Linked DNA regions of Homo sapiens: region 1 is linked to region 2. The links are chromatin loops, found by intact Hi-C in ENCODE. Cell type or tissue: PC-9. All regions are shown on one strand. Each heading gives the region's core, and the rest is flanking DNA. Links, peaks and the distances in the headings are about the cores only. Region 1 overlaps AGXT2 (alanine--glyoxylate aminotransferase 2). Region 2 overlaps TTC23L (tetratricopeptide repeat domain 23 like).

Region 1 (10,235 bases), core at 1,491-9,490, 100 kb before region 2:
AAGTGTAGACTTGAGAGAGGAAAGCCCAATGAGAGAGGAGGAGTTCTTCCTTTTTCTCTGTTCTGAACCCAACCTCTGTGTGCTCAAAGTCATATGAACAAAGATGTTCATCACAACTTTGTCTTAGTAAAACACCAGAATCCCCCTCCCAGATGACCGTTCATACAAAGCAAGCTAGCTTGTGGCATATCCCCACTATAATGGCATAGATATATATTTGACATGGAAATATGTGCAAGCCATATTGTGGAAACAATGAAACAGGTTTTTTTAGTCCATTTGTGTTGCTGTAAAGGAATACCTGAGGCTGGGCAATTTATCAAGAAAAGAGGTTTATTTGGCTCATGGTTCTGCAGACCATACAGGAAGCATGACACCAGCATCTGCATCTGATGAGGGCCTCAGACTGCTTCTGTTCGTGGTGGAAGGGGAAGAGGCGCTGGCATATGCAGAGGTCACTGATGAGGGAGAGAGAGAGAGAGAGAAAGCAAGAGATTAGGGGTTGGTAGGTGCCAGGCTGTTTTCAACAGCCAGCTCTAGAAGGAACTAATGGAGTGACAACTCATCATGGAGAGGACAGCACCAAGACATTCATGAGGGATCTGCCCCCACCACCCAAGCACCTCTTTTTAGGACCCACCTCCAACATTGGGGATCAAACTTCCATTTGAGGTTTGGAGGGCCAAATATCCAAACTATAGCAAGGTTATAAAATAGTATCTATAGAAGGGGCTCTTTTTCTCTTCGCTGAACCATTTGTTAGTATAAGCATGGGCTCTAAGGGCAGACCACCTGGATTTAAATCCCAGCTCCTACATCCCCTAATTCTACTCACTGTCCCCTCAATGCAATTACTCTCCAAATCCAAATGCCACTCAAGCTTTTCCTCAACCATGGAACACAGTATTCTCCCCTCTATATCTACCTATGGAAATCCTAGTCTTTTTCAAGATCAAGCTCTCCATCGCATCTCCTTAAAGCTTGCCTTTGCTTCTCCTCTATCCAGGAGATCCACCCTTCAGAGAATTCCTCTGGTACTCACTGTCTAAGGAGCTGCTTTGAAAAGATCTTTTCCACTATATTAGTCCATTCAGGCTGCTATAGCAAAGTTCTATAGATTGGATATCTTATAAACAACAGAAATGTATTCCTCATGGTTCTGGAGACTGGAAAGTCCAAGAACAAGGTGCAGGCCAACTTGGTGTCTGACGAGGGCCCACTTTCTGGTTCATAGATGGTGCCTTCTTGCTGTGCCCTCACCTAGTAAATGAGGCAAAAGAGCTTTCTGGAGCCTCTTTTATGAGGGTACTGATCTCATTCATGAGGGTTCCACTCTTGTAACCTAATCACCTCTCAAAGGCCCCACCTCCCAATATTATGCCATCCCCTTGGGTATTAGGTTTCAATATATGAATTTTGAGGGACACAAACATTCACTCTGTGTCACCTAACCTGTATTTGTTGACTCACCTTTTATGTATAAATACCTTATTTTCCTAAATAAGTTTACACTTTTGAGGCCAGGAAACATACAGATGGTAAGTGCTTTGTGTTTCTCAATTAATTTCAGGCCCCTGCAACACATCAAACCACAGTCGCATAGTTATAATACCCAAGAACTTTGCTATAATGCTGTCCAGCATCACCCAGGATAGGTACTCTCATATTCTGTTGGTAAGGAGGTACAGCCCTTTGGACAGTAATTTGTCTGCAGCTCTCAAAATTTTAAATATCTATACATTTTGACCTGGTGACATGGTTTGAATGTTTGTCCCTCCAAATCTCATGTTGAAATGTAATCCCCAGTGTTGGAGGTGGAGCCAGTAGGAGGTATTTGGATCATGGGGGCGGATTCCTCATCAATGGCTTGGTGACGAGTGACTTCATCTGAGATCTGGTTGTTTAAAAATGTATGGCACCTCCCTAACTCCCTCTCTTGCTCCTGCTCTCCCCACACGACCCATCTGCTCACCCTTTGCCTTCTGCCATGATTGTAAGGTTCCTGAGCCCCTCACTAGAAGCGGGTGCTGGAGCCATGCTTGTACAGCCTGTAGAACTGTGAGCCAATTAAACCTCTTTTCTTTATAAATTACCCAGTCTCAGGTATTCCTTTGCAGCAACACAAGAATGGCCTAACATACCTGGCAATTTCTAGAAGTGTGTCCCAAAGAAATACCCTCAAAACTGTCTAAAAATATGTATGAATAGGAATATTTGCAGCATTGTTTATAATCATGAAAAATTGGAAACAACCTAAATGCTCAACATTAGGAGGTTGAACAACTTACTGCAATGAAATACTAGGTAACGTTTAAGAAGACTAAGTCCAAATATACTGACATGGAAAGATGCCCAAGATATACCATATATTATTAAAAGGAAATTGCCAAACGTTATTAAATGACTTATTTTTTAAAACATGCATATAGATGTATTTGCATGCATAGAAAAAGTATCTGTTTCACACCAAATTGTCAATAGAAGGTGTCCCTAGGAATAGGATAGGAAGTGGGGAAATGTTCTCGTTTTACTTTATGCACTTCCAGAACATTTGAATTTTTTTCAAATTTTAAATTTATAATTCTTTAAACATAGATTCACCAAAAGAGATAAACACGATGGTCCATTATACATTCATCAAGAAGTTTAATTACTAGCATGCCCACTTCATTATCAAGCAGTTGGGGCACAGGCATGGGCACAAGGGCCTCGGCAGGCTGCGCTGTGGCTTAAGCCTCAGCAGAGTTTCAGACCCTGCTTTTTTTCCCTGAGGATGGCATACAAGATGTTCAATTAGCCATAGCAGTTGAGGTCAGGGAGGGATAAAATGGGCAAGGGAGCCAAGAGGGTGCTGGCCCAGAGCAAGGTCGGGGTGAAGCCACACAGACTCCACCCATTCAAAACTGTCCTGTTGGGCCAGGCACGGTGGCTCACACCTGTAATCCCAGCACTTTGGGAGGCTGAGGTGGATCACTTGAGGTCAGGAGTTCGAGACCAGCCTGGCCAACATAGTGAAACCCCATCTCTACTAAAAATACAAAAATTAGCCAGGTGTGGTGGCAGGTGCCTGTAATCCCAGCTAGTGGGGAGGCTGAGGCAGGCGAATCACTTGAGCCCAGGAGGCAGAGGTTGCAGTGAGCCAAGATTGCACCACTGCACTGCAGCCTGGGCAACAGAGTGAGACTCTGACTCAGAAAACAAAACAACAACAACAACAACAAAAGAACTGACCCCCCCAACCCAACCTTCCCTCCGGATTACTCTCCAATCCCTCTGGCCTCTCAAATCATATTTAATGCCCTTCTAGTTCTCACAGTTTAGCCCTAAATTATTTTCATTGTCTCTTTCCAATCAGTCGTAAGTGGAATGCATGATAGCATTTTGAAGTCAATGAGAGGATTCTAGTCCTTCCCTCTCCCTCAGGTCCTTTCTGATCCAATAGTCTGAAAGTTTGAATATGTATTTTGCTTATGTTAAGGCTTTAAGACAGAACAAAATGCACATATCTCTCTAGGAGGTCCCATCTTATTCTGTTCTCAGACAATGACACCTTACAAGAAATGGAGGATTGGGGAAAGAGTTGGATCTGGGGTTGGTGGGAAGAAGGAAGTGGATGGCAAAGCCCAGACTGAGGGTGGGTAGGAAGTGTGGAGGATGTAATGAAACTGGGCACACTAGAGGGGCCCCGTCTACCTCACTTAGCTCGCTTAGCCCGGTCACCTGAGGACCATTTTAAAAATGCAGATGCCTAAGCCCTGCTTCCAATATTCTAATTTGATTGGCCTAGCATGAGGCCCAAATATCTGTCATTTGAAAGCCTTCCAGGTAATGCAGACATGCTGTCAGGTGTGACATGACTAAGTCAGAGGGAGACGTTTGTACTCACAGACTGGGAAGACAGGGGACGCACAGAAAGGATGCAAGTCAGCCCAATGTCTGACCCCACAGGGAGGGGACCTGCTCTGAATGGCTGGGGATCTGACACAGGCTCTCGGCTCCTGGAGCACTTACCTTTCCTAACCCTGGAGGATGCAGTCTTGGGGGAGAAAGAGCAAGTCCTACAAGCAGGGAAATTAGGACAAACCGGCCCCTCCTCAGCTGTCCCACTGCGCTGCCCAGGGAAAGCTCAGGCTGCTGGTGCCTTTGTACAACTTCTGAGCCATTTCCTGGCCTTTGAAATGAGCCCTTTCCATGGGCAGAACAAAGTGAAGAGTTAAGGAAAATTTCCACATAAAACAGACTCCAAATTTAGCTATTAAGGAACCAGACTCCCAAGGCAGCCATTAGCAAAGCTAAGATTCACTGGCTATCCGCACAGAACTTCATTTTGTCTTTTGGGAATTTGGGATGAATTCGGATTAGAAACAAACATTTTAAATAACATCCTCCAAAAATCTGGTTCAGCAATTAGCAGCTTCATTTAATTACAGGGGAAGGAGAGGACAGAGAGAAAGAGGGAGAGAGAAAAAAAAGAGGGGCATTGATGGCTGAAGGGTTTTTCTTTTTTCCTCTCTTGCAAATAATTCCTTTAACCATTCCAACACCAAATAGAAAGAATTTTAAAAATATATTTACAGATAAGCTGTCGGCCTCTTCCCCGTGAAGAAGTAAATCAGATCCATGAGGACTGCAAGCACATGGGACTCCTCGTTGGCAGAGGCAGCATTTTTTCTCAGGTAAGAGAAAGACTGGTTTTTACCTATCGCTCTAGGTAGGAGTCTCTCTGATTTCCTAATGCTGGTCACAGTTTCTTCACAGCTGTGAAGATGTCCTAATGCTGGTTGCAGTTTTTACACAACTGTGCCGAGGTACCCAGCCACATGTCATCTAGGGATGAAGCTCGGGTACAAAAAAAAAAAAGGCGGAGACAGTGCAGCTCTCAGGCCACTAGGGGGCGCTGAGTGAAAATGGTTTGGTTGTCGCGGCTCTTTGGGGTAAAGATAGAGGCAGACAGAGGATGGTCAAAGCGGACAACTAACAGTATGGATGATAAACATCACAGTCATGCAGTAAATAATCTATCTCCTGTATAATTAATTCTAACCCCTGTGAAAGCAATTCTGGCCGTTCTTAGCTCAGCCCAGGGCTCTGACTTGGTGACCCTGCTAAGCCTTAGTGGCCTCTGTGGCTGGGAGCAACACGACAGCACCTGCAGGCCCGGGTGACGCCTGTCGGAGAGATGGAGGACCACCTGGGCATAGCCCCCATTGCCAAACTCAAAATCAGCCAGAGCCAGTGTCCTTCACCCTTAGGCTGGGAGATTCAGAGGTCGAGCCCTCCCCACTCCCTTCCTTGAAAAGCCATGCCCAGCTCCACAGTCAGGACCCTGGCTTGCCCTGCACACACTGCCCGAGAGGCTGCCCCTCACAGCAACAGCCTCTCCCCAGGGATGGGCTACAGGGTGGAGACTTAAGAGAGAAGGTAACTTCTGCTCCTCCCTAATTTGTCCTGTCCTTTGTTAACTTTCTTTCCCATTTTAAACATTCCTCATCCTTCCCAGTTTCCCTGCTCCATCCCTGCCTCTCACAACTTCAGTGGATACTGAAATATCTGCTTCTTGCCTCATACTTCTCAGATAAAATTGAAACTATCAGGCAAAACCTCTATATAAACTCATCGGTCCCCGCATTTATTCTTTCCTCCCGTGTTAGTCCCCCCCCCCAGCCTGCTATCACAAAGCGCCATAGCCTGGGTGGCTTATACATCATAGAAGTTCATTTCTCATAGTTCTGGAGGCAGAGAAGTCCAAGATCAAGGTGCCAGCAAGTTCAGTGTCTGGTGAGGGCGCTCTTTCTAAGCGGCCATCTTTCTGCTGTGACCTCACATTGCAGAAGGGGCAAGAGAGCTCCCTGGGCCTTCATGGGCTTTGCCCTCCTGAGCTAATCACTTCCCAAAGGCTCCACTTCACAAGACCATCACCTTGGGAGTTAGGGTTCCAACATAGGAATTCAAGGGGTAGAGGCACAAATGTCCAGATCATAGCACTTCCTTCCCTGAAGGTTCCAGAAATGAGGCATTTCTCCTTTTCAAATCTAGATCTTCCATCTGTGTGCTTGTTTCTCCAAGCTCCCTCCACCTTCACTCAAGGAAACCCCCATGTTTTCTTGCATCTTCAATTTTTCCCCAACTTCCCCTTCCCCTTTAAACAAAACAGACTTAAAGTTCTCCCAGCCCAAACAACAAAGCCAGAATGAGCACTTTTGCTGGGATGTGCTCTGTGATTTTTTTTCTAGTCCAGGTCATAAATATTTTTCTGTACAAACCAGATAACATAATTTAATGATTATGAATCGTAAGACATGCAATTTATAAAGACATGAGATACTTGTGTACTTGCTTAGCTCTTCCTTTGTTATTTGGCAAAATTTGTTATGTGCTAAGCAACAGGTGTCATTCTGGAAACTGAAACTATTAGGTTGCTGTAAAAGTAATTGCAGTTTTTGTGATTTTTTTTAATTGCAAAAACTGCAATTACTTTTGCACCAACCTAATACGGTGATAAATAAGATCTGGTCCTTCCTTCGTGGAGCTGGTGGGAGAGAAAGGCAAATACATAGAAAATTACAATATAATGTAGTAAGCTCATCTATAAATATTTTTTAAAAGATATTCAAGGGGGAAAGAGAAGGGACTTCTAGGCCAGGCTTTCTGGGTAGCAGAATCTTAAATAATGAGATAAACAACCAAACTGTGCATGAAATGTGGCAGAGTACAAAGAACTAATTTTGCACACCACATCACACCACACAGATGTGGCTGGTGCAAAGGCTTGAGTAGTCAGTGGAGCTGGTATGAAGCCCTTCCTGCTTGTCAGGCACTGTCCTAACACTTTGCATGAACTGACTCATTTAATGCTCCCAACAAGCCTATAAAATAAGTACTATTACTATCCTTATTTTACAGATAAAGGAAAAGACACACAGAGAGGTTAAGTAATGACAGAACCAGGATCCAAACTCAGGTAGTCTGATTTCAGAATCTGTCCTCTGAGGAAGACAAATCTAAGGGGACAAGACTGGAGACAGGGGGTCCCTCTGGGAGCCAAGGAGGCTGTTTGAACCTGAGCTGTGGTAGTAGAGATAGAGGAGATATTCTGAGGATAATCCTGGAAAATGCACAGACTGTGGATATGAAGAACCAGAGAGAGTCGAGGAAGAAGCTCTCATGTTGGTTTGGAGTGGGCAAGAATGAGTCCAGCTTTGAGCATGCTCCATTCAAGGTGTTCATAAACATCTCACTCTATCTACAGATGCTTCTTGACTTATAGTGGGGTTACCTCCTGATAAACCCCTCCTAAATTGAGAATATTTTAAGTCAAAAATGCAGTTAATACACCTAACCAACTGTACATCATAGCTTAGCCAGCATACCTTAAATGTGCTCAGAACACTTGCATTAGCCTACAGTTGAGCAAAGTCATGTGACAAAGCCTATTTTATAATAAAGTGTTGAGTATCTCATGTAATTTATTGACTACTGTACTGAAACTGAAAAACAGAAAGGTTGTATAGATACTTGATGTACAATTTCTACTAATGTGTATCACTTTCCCATCATTGTAAAGTCAAAAATATTCTGTCAGGGACCATCTGTAGAAGTCTGTAGCTCGGAGGAAATGACTGAAGATCATGTTTTATAGGTCATCAGCATTTACACAGTGAGATGAGGAAATCTCCCAGGAAGTCTAATGTCTAGATGAGAAGCTCAGTGAGATGAAGATAGAAACCTGCACAACACTGACTTTTAACGGGCAGGAGAGGCCGGGCACGGTGGCTCACGCCTGTGATCCCAGCACTTTGGGAGGCCGAAGCGGCAGATCACTTGAGGTTAGGAGTTTGAGACCAGCCTAGCCAACATAGTGAAGCCCTGTCTCTACCAAAAATATAAAAAATTAGCTGAGTGTGGTGGCACACACCTGTAATCCCTGCTACTCAGGAGGCTGAGGCAGGAGAATTGTGTGAACCTGGGAGGCGGAGGTTGCAGTGAGCCGAGATTGTGCCACTGCACTCCAGCCTGAGCGACAGAGTGAGACTCTGTCTCAAATAAAATAAAAATAATAACAGTAATAATAATAAAAGGCAGGAGAAGGAAAAAGCTGCCCAGGTAGAGGCAGAAAGCGTGGACAGGTATGAAGAGAATAAGAAGAGTGTGAAGTCATGGAAGAAAGAGACAGGAGAGGTTCAGGAAGTGGGGGAATTCCAAAGAGTCAAGTGCAGAGAAGGCCAGAGAGAATGAGGGCTGGAAGATGACCAGTGGATTCCACACTTGCAGGTAACTTTAGTAGAGTGGTTGATGAGGCAGAAGTCAGACTGCAACCAATTGAGATGTGAATGGGGGAAGGGCAAAGTAATAAATAATGGCCAATAAGCACCAACCAGTCTTTTTAGTGATGTGGCTAAAAGCAGGAAGAAAGCATTTGCGAGGTAGCCATAGGGGACAAGGGGGTCAACAAAGATTTGTATTTGGTGTGGTCTAGATTGGGGTTATGAGAGCTTTAAGCCTGCTTGTTTATAGGCTAAGGGGAAGTTGAAGGGGCGTTTCCTGGAGTGAAGGAGATGGGAGAATCCAGGGTCAAGGGCATAGGTGGACAATTTGGAGTTGAACAGCAAATACACCTTGTTCTCTGAGCCTTTAGGAAAGTTTATAAAAATGGATGTGAGAGCAAACAAGTTTGTCTTGCGTGGCAGCTTCAATTTTCTGAGAAGTATGAGGCATGATTGTCTATGAAATAGAGGGAGAGGCGCAGGAGTTGAGTAAGGAAATTGAGAGGAATGATAAAGGTTTAGATTGAGAAAGGACGCTGACAATGAACAAGAAAAGTTGGGGTGACCCACAGAAGTTGGAGACCCTGAATATCTAGCGGCATCACTCAGCCTAGCTGTGTGATTTTTCTCTAACTCTTCTCAGCCATCTAGATTAGAAAAAAGCCATTCAATAAAATATTTCATTAGCGCTGGGATTGGCTGTGGTGTGGGTGCAGCAGAAAAAGGGTAGAAATGCAAGCAAAATGAGGGGCAAGTGTGAGCCTACTTCATTCAACTCTGCGTTCTGAGCTGGGTAGAAAGGAAGGAGGAGACCTGAGTGGAGCAATAGACCTGAAAACAATGGGTGAATGAGGATTCTGAAGTCTTCATGAAAAGGAAAGCTGTAGTGGGAATCAGAAATTGAGTTGTTCCTGGTGAAGAGGAGGCTCATGGCATTGGCCATGGGTATGAATGGTTGCAGAAGGGTGGACATAAAGATTCTGGGAGTTGTGGCAATAAGGGCAGTGAGAAGTGAGTTTGCTGGGTTGCACATATGGACATGGAAGTCACCCTGGGCAGAAATGGAGTATAGCGAGGGGCCTAAGACTTCAGTGAAGGTGTAGAATGACCAGGAGGTAAATGTATGACAAAAAGGAAAAGGGGCAGAGCCAAATTGTACAAGGGTTTGTATGGAGACTGGAGGGTGAATGGCCTGGATTCAGCATTGGGGATGGAGGAGGAACCAAACTGAGAGAAACATGAGAAACATCCTAAACACAAGGTTTTGGATTTTTAGTTTAGTGCATTTCCTCAAAGTCATATTTGATTCTCTGATGATTTGTTTTCTTATTTTTTGGTGTCTCCTCAGACATTTCGCATTGCGCCCTCAATGTGCATCACTAAACCAGAAGTTGATTTTGCAGTAGAAGTATTTCGTTCTGCCTTAACCCAACACATGGAAAGAAGAGCTAAGTAACATTGTCAGAAATAAATAAAACCACAAGTCTCAAGAATTTGCCACGTATGTTCAAGGGTGAATTTGAAGAATTTCAGAACCACTGGTATCCAGAGAAAGCCTGCAGCTCTCCACAGGAGCTGTAAAAGTCATGGTTGACTGCCTACCAACCATATTTGTTAGCAGAGCCCCTCTTATCTTGAGAACTCCATTCTTCAGGGAAAGGATCTCCCTAGCTCAGAGAATAAATCCTAATTAGTTTATGTTAGGTATGGTAATTTGATTCCCCTTTGCAGTGATTGGTTTATGCATGAATATGTGATGTATTTTTGTCCAGTGAATCTTGAAGAAAAATCTTTTGGTGGAGGTGCCTTCAGGGAAAGTTTTCTTCACCCTCACTCTTCAGTTCAAGAAGAGATGTCTTCTTGTTGCGCTGAGAACACCATATGTTCATGACGAGATTCCTGGCACCATGTCAGCCGGCTTGTAGTCATGAGGACAACCCTTTTTGGTGAGGTTGGAAGATGGATGGAAGC
Region 2 (10,235 bases), core at 1,183-9,182:
AAAAATAACAATATTTATTGAAATCTGTATGTGAGACAGCTTGATCTGGGCTTGAATTATTTTTTTTTCTAACTTGGTACAGAGATTGTTGGAAAATAGCTAATCCTCATCCACCTCAAAAATGTCAGTGCTTGTTAGCTAATTCAGAAGAATTGTAAGAGCTCTGTATGTTAGCTCAGATCTGTTAGAAATGTCAGGTGTTTGATTGGATTGGGTTATCCAGATTGGTTGAATTTAGAAAGTAGCTTCTGTGGTTTTGCAGTGAGAATGCAACTTTATATTTCTAATGTGGCTTGTTAAGACTTTGGGATTTCACCAAAATAGTAAAATTTTAAAACTTTTGGGCAGAGCACAGAGGATTTTTAGGGCAGTGAAACTAATATGTATGATACTATAATGGTGGATATATGTCATTATAATTTTTCCAAACCCACAGAATGTATACCACCAAGAGTGAACCCTCATGTAAACTATGGACTTGGGTAATAATGCTGTGTCAGTGTGGGTTCATCAGTTGTCACAAATGTACCGCTCTGGTGGGAGATGTTGATAAGGGAGAAGCTAGGCATGTGTGCAGGTAGGGGGTAAATGGGAAATCTCTAGCTTTCCCTTAATTTTTTTTATGAACCTAAAACTGCTCTAAAAATGCCTTTGGGAAAAACTTTGGGGACCAACATAGGTGCCAACTTATTTTACTAGGTATAAGGATGTTAAAATTATATGATTCAGTATCACCACCATTTTATAAAACATTTTAATATCAAAACCTCAGACAATGGCAACCTTACACTGACAATAAAGAAAAACTTTAAACATTAAAAACAATCCAAATGCAGGAACAGGTACACCATAAAATTTTATTTCACAGTGTTATGCTACTGTTTATTGATATAGGTTTGTCAGTTTGGAGATCTTAGGATTGCAAAATAGTAACATTTTATAAATTTTGGTGCCACCCAAAATGGAGTCTGAATGGCCATTTCTTTCTGGTATTTTTTTTTTTTTAATGTCAGTCATTGTTGAAGAGCTATTTTCAACTACGTATGTGAAAATGGAAGCAACTCTTCTGATGCTACTGTAATCAATTCAGAATATTCTGGGGAAGAACAGCAGCCCCATCTCCAGAAAGGGCTAAAATGAACAATGATAGGCCAAGTGACCAGTTAATAAGCACCACAGAGAAGGGCAATGGAATATATAGCTGCTTTCAGCCAGGTCTGCAATGTGGGACCTTGATCCTGAGTGCCAACCCTAAAGCATCCTGGGAGTTAGTCGGCAACTGCCAGGAGAAGGCCTACCAGTCAGTGGACAAGGCTTTGGCTTAGTTAGTATATGTGTGCTTCTGCCACAGCAGAACACAACTCACTATACCTTGGGTACTGGTTGATTCTTAGATTTTACAGGCTGAACAAATGACTGAAATAATTTCCTGAATGAAGAACCAAAATGTGGTTCTGTAAGCACTGAGTGCGTTGATATAGATGTTGATAGTGATACACTTGGATCCCCAAAGACACAGGGTCTTTGAGCTGTATTATTATTAATTTATTTTTTAGAGGGAGTTTTGCTCTTGTCACCCAGTCTGGACTGCAATGGCACAATCTTGGCTCACTGCAACCTCCACCTCCCAGGTTCAAGTGATTCTCCTGTCTCAGCCTCCCAAGCACCTGGGATTACAGGCACCCACCACCATGCCCAGCTAATTTTTGTATTTTTGGTAGAGAGCCGTGTTGGCCAGGCTGGTCTTGGAACTCGTGACCTCAGGTGATCCCCCTGCCTCAGCCTCCCAAAGTGCTGGGATTACAGGCTTAAGCCACCGCGCCCGGCCATTTGAGCTGTATTAAATCAAGTTAGACAACTGGGAAAAGATGAAGAGAGAAAAATTAAAGTTATTTATAGTGCAAACCCAAATGAGATTTCTCTGTCGCTAAATTCACAAGAAAGTAAGGAATATTATTCAAGATTGCAAATTCTTTCGCTAGATATACACTTGCTCAGAGTCTAAGGATTTTCTTCATAAACAACCACAGTGAGTATTCTGTTCCTAAAACAAGCCTTTTTAATCCAGTTTGGTGGAGGCAGCAGAGTGGGATGGAAAGAGTAATCATCTGTGATCCAGGAAGTCTGCTTTATAATTACCAAGCTGACCTTGAACAAATCACTCTCTTGTCCCTAGTTTCTTTTGTTGTTGTTTTGTTTTTGTTTTTGAGATGGAGTTTTGCTCTTGTTGCCCAAGCTGGAGTGCAATTGCATGATCTCAGCTCACCGCAACCTCCACCTCCCAGGTTCAAGCAATTCTCCTGCCCCAGCCTCCCGAGTAGCTGGGATTACAGGCATGCGCCACCACACCCAGCTAATTCTGTATTTTTAGTAGAGACAGGGTTTCTCCATGTTGGTCAGGCTGGTCTCAAACTCCTGACCTCAGATGATCCGCCTGCCTCGGCCTCCCAAAGTGCTGGGATTACAGGCTTGAGCCACCATGCCCGGCCGTCCCCAGTTTCTTTATAAAATAAAATGGTCCTTTCTGACTTTGAACATGTTATGACGAGTTCAGTAAATCAGATCAGGGTAAGTGTTTCAGAAGGTTCAAACTATTCCTCCCAAGGCAGTTTTGGTGACCTCAAACAGGCTATGACTAAAAACACCTCCAAATACAGTTGACCCTTGAACAACATGGGTTTGAACTGTGTAAATCCACTTATACACAGATTTTTTTCAATAAATACATTGGAAGTTTTTTTTTTTGGAGTTTTTTGACAATTTGAAAAAACACAAACTGCGTTGCCTAGAAATATTTTTAAACATTTTAAAAGGTATGAATGCATAAAATATATGTATATACTAGTCTATTTTATCATTTGCTACTACAAAATATGCACAAATCTATTATAAAAAGCTAAATTTTCTCAAAATTTACACACATATACAGTACATGGTGCCATTCACAGTCCAGAGAAATGTAAACAAATGTAAAGATGCAAGGTTAAATCATAGCCACATAAAACCAACTGGAGTACGTACTGTACTGCAATCATTTTGTAGCTGCCTCCTACTGCTGCGGCAGTGCGCGCAGATGTTGTGAATATCCACTCAAAACGCTATGTGATGCTAATCATCTCTGCATGAGCAGTTCAACTCTCCAGTAAATTTCATGTGGCAGAAAAAAGTACTCTCTCGAGATTCTTAAGTATTTTTCATCATGTTTAGTGCACCATAAACCTCATATAATACCATGGGACCCATATGAAGTGCCACTAGTGATGCTGGAAGTGTTCTCAAGAAGTAGAAGTCATGACATTACAAGAAAAAGCTGAATTGCTTGATATGTATCAAAGATTGAGGTCTGTGGCTGTGGATGCCCCTCATTTCAGTCCCAGGATTCTTTCTGTAAACAGACAATGTAAACTTAACGGAATCAATAAATACAGTAATGTAAATGTATTTCCTTATTTTCTTTCTTTTTTTTTTTTGAACAGGGTCTCACTTTCTCATCCAGGCTGGAGTGCAGTGGCACAATCTCAGCTCACTGCAGCCTCGACCTCCTGGGCTCAAGCAGTCTGCCTTCCTCTGCCTCCCAGAGTGCTAGGATTACAGGCAATGAGCCACCACACTTGGCCCCTTATCATTTTCTTAATAACCTTTGCCTTTCTCTAGTTTACTTATTGTAAGAATATATTATATACTATACATATAACATACAAAATATGTGTTAATCAACTGTTAAGCTTATCAGTAAGGCTCCCAGTTAACAGTAGGCTATTAGCAGTTAAGTTTTGGGGGAATCCAAAGTTATACAAAGATTTTTGACTGCACAAGGCATTGGCAGCCCTAGCCCCTGCATTGTTCAGTGGTCAACTGTAGTACATGAAAGTGTTCACCAATAAACTCCTTAGGTATCGCAGAATTTTTTAAAAAGTCAGAACTGAAAGGAATAGAGTTAGAAAAAGGGAAATGGAAGGTAATGGAGTTCCAGTGACACAAAAAACTAACTTAAAGCATGTGACTAAAAGATTTCTTTCCCCCAAGTCATAGATCAGGATCCTAGTTGGGTTTGTTTGTTTGTTTTTTGTTTGTTTTTTTTGAGACGCAGTCTCTATCTGTCGCCAGGCTGGAGTGCAGTGGCATGATCCCAGTTCACTGCAACCTCCGACCCCGGTTCAAGTGATTCTTCTGCCTCAGCCTCCCGAGTAGCTAGGTTTACAGGCATGTGTCACCACGCCCAGCTAATTTTTTTTGTATTTTTAGTAGAGATGGGGTTTCACCGTGTTGACCAGGATGGTCTCAATCTCCTGACTTCATGATTGGCCTGCCTCGGCCTCCCAAAGTGCTGGGATTATAGGCATGAGCCACCGCGCCCAGCCAGGATCCTAGTTTCTAATGGCTCTTGGGTATTTCACCTGGAATGCTGCTGCTAAGTGGACCTTTTTTTCCCAGAGTCCTTAATAAAAAACCGTTGTTTTAGATCTGCCACTGCTATCAGTGTTGAGAAACATTTTGTGGTCGAGAATTTTTATCATCAACAAGGTTGTCTTTATTGTTGGCTATCCTGTATAGAGGTTTTCAATTTGATAACAGAAGACCTAGAGGAAAGGAGAAAACCATTTGAGCATTTTTCTTGGTTCTTGCCTTCTCTTCCTCCATAACTGGCCCTGCCTCCCCCAGCAGCAGATCTCATTGCCTTACCTGAGCCAAAGGCTGAACTTAGCCTGAGGCGACTGTGTCACCATTATTCCACCACATGACTATACTCTCAAAATGCTGGCTCTTCTAATAGGCCTCTAAAATCTTACTAGAGTCTCGGGTTTTCTTCCTAAACAGCAGGGAGCTCTTCCCTTGATTCAGATGGCAAACCAGGGATATTTGAGCCACCTGGATTGTTTAAATCCCAGGTGGAAAACTTATCTAATTTAGGGCCTTTTATATAGTTGATGATTTTCAAGTGGTTTCTTCTCACGAGCTCGGAGACTTACAGCCCGAGGCCCTGTGAAAGATCTCTCTTGCTTGTTTCTAGCCGTTGAGATGTCTGTCCTCTGATTTCCCATTACTGAAGGAGCTGAGCAGGAATTTGATGTATTATGATCCAAAAGACTGCTCCAGAAACACAGTTACTATTAAGTGTTCTTTAGTCACCTCCTATTTCTACCTCAAGCCTGAAAAAAGTGGTTTTCATAGCCCTTTTTTTACTTGAAAAGAATATTTGTTCTGTAGAATATGAAATACAAAATTTTATGAACTTGGGGTTTCTATGCAAGTTGCACTAAAGACAGGCTCATTCTCTATTACTGGACTGTATAAAATATAGAAAGCTATCTGGCACTTTAACTTCCTTTGCAGTAAACCAGGAGATAATGAGATTCCAAATTAGCTGAAGAAATAGGCACAGATTAAGTTAGTTGCCCAGGGGTCTCATAAATTCAGAGGTGGGCAAAGAACTGTAAGAGGGCTGCATCTCTGCTAGGGATAGTAAGTGGGAATCAGCCTCGGGCCTACTTCTGTCGCACCACAAGGTGGCAGGATTCCCCTTGTCTGAAACCTGAAAGGACAACTGATTTCCATAGTGTATATATTATCTTTGAGTTTAGGTGACTGTGTCAGACTGCTTGTCTATGAGACTAACAGTGTTTCCAGAACCTGATAAGTCTATATCTTTTTCGAGATGTTAACCAGCAAAATATTTTCCACATCAGCTTGGTAGTAGCTTTTCAAAATATTCAGCCCCTATCTCCGTTTGCTTCGTGCAACAGTGGTGCCAGTAGAAGGTAATAAAGTCAAAGACCAGCTTTCAGTAAAACTAAAAATAGCTGTTACTTAGTACATGATTACTATGGGGCCAGGCACTCTGCTAAGCACTTTACATATAATGCATTATCTCATTTATTCTCACAACAACACTGAGATAGGTACTATACTTCATCCCCATTTTATAGATGAAGAAACCAGGATTGCCCATAGCTAGAAAGTGGTAGTCCTGGGGTTTGAACTCAGGCTTGCCTGTCTCCAGAACTACAGCTCTTAACCACCATGAATCAAAAAGATTAATTCATAGGGATGCACTGAAGTCATATTTCTATGATCAGATTAAATAGTTGATGAGATAATCATAGTTCATAAAGACTTTATGTCCTAAAGTGGGGCCAAAATTCCTTACCAAACTGCAAAAGTATTCATGTATACCCTCAGGGCAAGTATACACTACACCCTTTGCTTTCAACAAAACCAAACCTTAGTTTCTCTACTTTGATTCTAAAGACAGGGCAAGGTTTTATTTGCCAAAATTTAAATCACTGATCATTTCAAAAAGACTTTAGGTATGTAAAATACAATGGTTTCTAAAAAACTGATTTGCAGCCAGGTATGGTGTGTTCATGCCTGTAATCCCAGGACTTTGAGAGGCTGAGGCGGGAGGATCACTTGAGCCAAGGAGTTGGAGGCCAGCCTGGGCAACATAGTGAGACCTCGTCACTACAAATTTAAAATATAAAAATAAAAATGTTAAAAACCTGATTTGTTCCCAACATGCCAATAAGGAAGGTTTTGTATATATATGTATTTTTTTTAATGTTTAATTTTTTTTTTATTTTTCTTTAGGAGACAGTCTTGCTCTGTTGCCCAGGCTGTAGTGCAGTGGCACAATCTCGGCTCACTGCAACCTCCACCTCCCAGGTCAAGCAATTCTCCTGCCTCAGCCTCCCGAGTAACTGGGACTACAGGCGCATGCTACCACGCCCGGCTAATTTTTTGTATTTTAGTAGAGACTGGGTTTCACTGTGTTTCCCAGGCTGGTCTCGAACTCCTGAGCTCAGACAATCCACCTGCCTCAGCCTCTGAAAGTGCTAGGATTACAGCATGAGCTACAGCACCCAGCCGAAGGTTTTGTATATTAAAAGTCCTGAGAAGCCCTTCAGAAAAGTAACCTGTGTCACTTTGTTTAAACCTGTTTTTTTTGTTTTTTTTTTTCCTTAAATGATTTTTGTCTTTCTGCTACAGAGCCTTTCTTCCTCCCCCAGAGAACTGGCACACATCCCTTGGAATCAGCATTTCTTGCAGCCCCTTTCAGGACATGCTGCCCTGTACAACAGCTGTAAAGTACTTACCATTCCTCCATACACTGCCCTCTGTCATGCTTCTGTGCCTTTGTATGTAGAGTTCCTTCTTCCAGGAATGGCTTCTCTTCTCCATCTGGATGAACTGCTACTTGTCCTTTAAGAAATGGCTCAAATGTCACCCTCTCTATGAAGTGTTTTCCAATTCTCATAGATTGTCTCTCCTTTCATTGCACTGAGAATGCTATTCCAGAACTTAAATTTCATGTTATTATTTCTTCATGTTTTCTCTTACACTAGAATGTTGTCCCCTTAAGATTAATGACCATGTTTTATTTATCTTTATTACCACCTGCAGCTCTAACTGCACCTGGCACTTAGTAGGTGCTCAAAAAATGTTTGTTAAAGGAATGAATGAAGATGAAGAAACTGAGACTCAATGTTTAAGTGACTTAAGGTCGCATGGTTTTTGGGATTCACACACAAGGTGCCTTGACTCAGAGTACAGTGCTCTTTCTCTATACCTGAACAGCAAGTATGTGGTAGAAGTCCAGCTGTTCCCCCACCCGTACCCCAGGGCAGACAACACTAATAATCAAGCTCCACCAAACCCAGCCTTTTGCTCTGGAACCTCAAGCTCTGCCTGCCCTATTCCATGCTATCCTCTCCTATCAGACCATTTCTGTGGGCGTGGCAGAGTAGCTGGGGATTGCAGAGCTCCCCACTGCTCTGCTAAAGATAAGGTACACTGAGCTGGCTCACTGTGGCTTAGCAGCCCTTGTTCCCCATAAAAGAGACCCTCAAGCAGGGAACTAAAGGCTTCTGAGTTTTCACTTCTCTACCTGCCCCAATGCCTCCAGCTAGTCCTAGAATCCTGATTTGGAAAAGCTGCTGCCCCTTGTTTGGCTACCTGGCTCTGGTGGAGCAGATTGTGCTCCTCACTCACTCATACCAAGGTTTGGCCAGATATTTCCTCCTTAATTTTGTAGATGGAGTGTTGGAATGTTTACTAATAAATAATAGGAAAAGAAGATGAATGCAGCAGCCTGGAAACAACCCAGCTTATGGAACATACATTTCATCACTAAGGTCTTGCCCAAGACTGGTCTGGCTGATACAAAATGTACTGCAGCATATCACCTCCTTTCTTTTTCCTTGCTCACTTCTCTCTGGAAATAATCACCTCCCAAATCCCCATCTCCACCCTACTTTCCTTCTCCAGCCCCTCAGCCCAAAAGAGGCTGTTCCATTTTGTTCATATGACCAAGAGGACTGAATATCACTAATAGTTTAATAGGCATTGAGGCACCTTCCTTACTCCCCTCTTATGAGGAGAAAAGGATGGTTCTCCCTGCTCCTTCTGTTGGTTTCTACAGCTTTATACCCATCAAAAGGTATATCAAAATAACTTTTCGGTATGCAGCTGTTCCAGAGACATCTGACAGATAGAAAGATAAAGTTGATAACTTCATGCTTTCATACATCCAGTAAGTTTGATGACTAGGTAGAGTTGTTAAAATGGCTGATATTTATTGAGCACTTAACAGTATACCAGATACTGTGCTAAGTGCTTTATGTAAATAATCTCATTTACTCTTCATTATGTTTCTACATTATAGATACTATTCTAATCCTCATTAGAGAAAAGTGGGGCTTAAGATAACTTGCCTAATGGCACATAGAAAGTGGTAGAGCCTGGATTCAAACACAGATATGTCTAACTTTAAATGTAGTCTATGACCTTAACTACTACATTCTTCTAACAATCAGAACTGTCCAGTAATGGAAGGAAGGGGCCATTTTGAGAGATAATGAGTAAATTCCTGATTATGGGAGGTATTTAATCAGGTACTGGACAAACAGTAATCTCAAAGGTCTTCTCTACAAATACAGCTCATGCTAATATCAGTGATGTCAGTGATTATTTTCTATTTGCCAATATAATGGCTTCTGATTAGTCATCCTTCCCTTTCCATCTGCAATCATTGTCATCTTCATCATCACCATTAACATCATCATCATCATCATCATCATCATCATCATTAACACTCTCATCATCTCTAATTAGCACATACTATGTGCCAGGCACCTTTCTTTGCAGTTTTACTTACATTAACTTATTTATTCATAACAACCCTATGAAGTAGATATTATATTATTATCATCCCCATTTTATGGATGAGGAAACTGAGAAGTAAAGCGATTTGTCCAAGATCTCACAGCTAAAGACAGAGCTGGGATTATAACCCAGGCCATCTGGCACTAGTCCATTCCTTACCACTACATGGCACTCTCTTAATATTTGACACATATACCATACTCTTAAAATGTATCTTTTTTATCATCACAATATTTATTGTAAAAAGTAAAATGACACAGAAATACATAACATAGAATTTGAAAGTCCTCCATAATCCTGTCCTAGAGATAATTACTGTCCTTTGCACTAACTACATATTTACATATACTTATGAGTTATGCTATATATATTGCTCACTAATGTGTACTTTTCATATTTTTAGCCCTAACAGTATATATGGGAATATTCTTCCATGACACTTAAAGCTCTACATCATGCCTTTGAATGACCATATTATATGGCAATAAAAATGTACTAGTATTTCTACTGGTAGACATTTTTTTCCCATTGTTTGCTATTATAAACAAATCTAAAAGATATATTTATGTATGTATAGGTGTATATTTGTATATATACTTATATTTATAAATACATATTTTGTGTAAGGATTTCAAAAGACAAATTCTTAGAAGTGGTCTTTCAGAGTCAAAGGTTACAGGCATTTAAACATTCTATTAACTTTTCCCAACATATCCACCAAAAAGGTGCAATCAAGATACAGTCCCATATAAATAGAGTATTGAGAAGGCTGAGCTCCCCATACTTTTGACAGAGCTGGGTTTTCTTGCCTGTATTTTTCATTACCACAAAAACGATAGGTTAAAAATGGCATTTTATGTTTTGAATCCTGCCTGAGATTGGAAATCTGTGTGTGTGTGTTTATTGGTCATATGCATTTCTTCCTCTTTGAAGTGTCTCCTCGTGTCTTTCGTAACAATGACACTGGCCTCTCTTTCATTGAAACTTTGTCCTCTGATTTCCTATTTTTTCCTGACTCTCCTAATTCTCAAGGACTTTTTCAGAGACTCCTTTTCAGTTCCTCTTTCTGCGTG

What was found. Hi-C counts contacts between places; a loop is a spot of excess contacts. Peaks named below come from ENCODE experiments on the same cell type or tissue, not always from the same donor. Only the 100,000 strongest peaks of a DNase experiment are listed, where the experiment ranks them.
Region 1: it touches region 2 in a loop (5-fold over the local background); 2 of 110 quality-filtered maps call a loop at or near these places.

Annotation. Positions count from the first base shown.
Region 1 is chr5:34,998,204-35,008,438 of GRCh38, reverse strand. It overlaps AGXT2 (alanine--glyoxylate aminotransferase 2), which reads left to right. Exons shown (of 14, transcript NM_031900.4): 13 at 4,578-4,676; 14 at 9,613-10,235. The coding sequence ends at 9,720. Among named protein-coding and RNA genes, the nearest start is that of AGXT2, 45 kb to the left of the region's middle. RefSeq lists an enhancer at 4,983-5,032. In PC-9, for the core only: CTCF peaks have their summits at 4,677 and 4,879 (motif pointing right); a DNase peak (open chromatin) is centred at 4,878; H3K27me3 peaks cover 3,020 bases.
Region 2 is chr5:34,893,735-34,903,969 of GRCh38, reverse strand. It overlaps TTC23L (tetratricopeptide repeat domain 23 like), which reads right to left. Exons shown (of 11, transcript NM_144725.4): 10 at 7,095-7,200; 11 at 3,459-4,580. The coding sequence ends at 7,192. Among named protein-coding and RNA genes, the nearest start is that of RAD1, 17 kb to the left of the region's middle. In PC-9, for the core only: CTCF peaks have their summits at 5,281 and 5,485 (motif pointing right); DNase peaks (open chromatin) are centred at 5,529 and 6,139.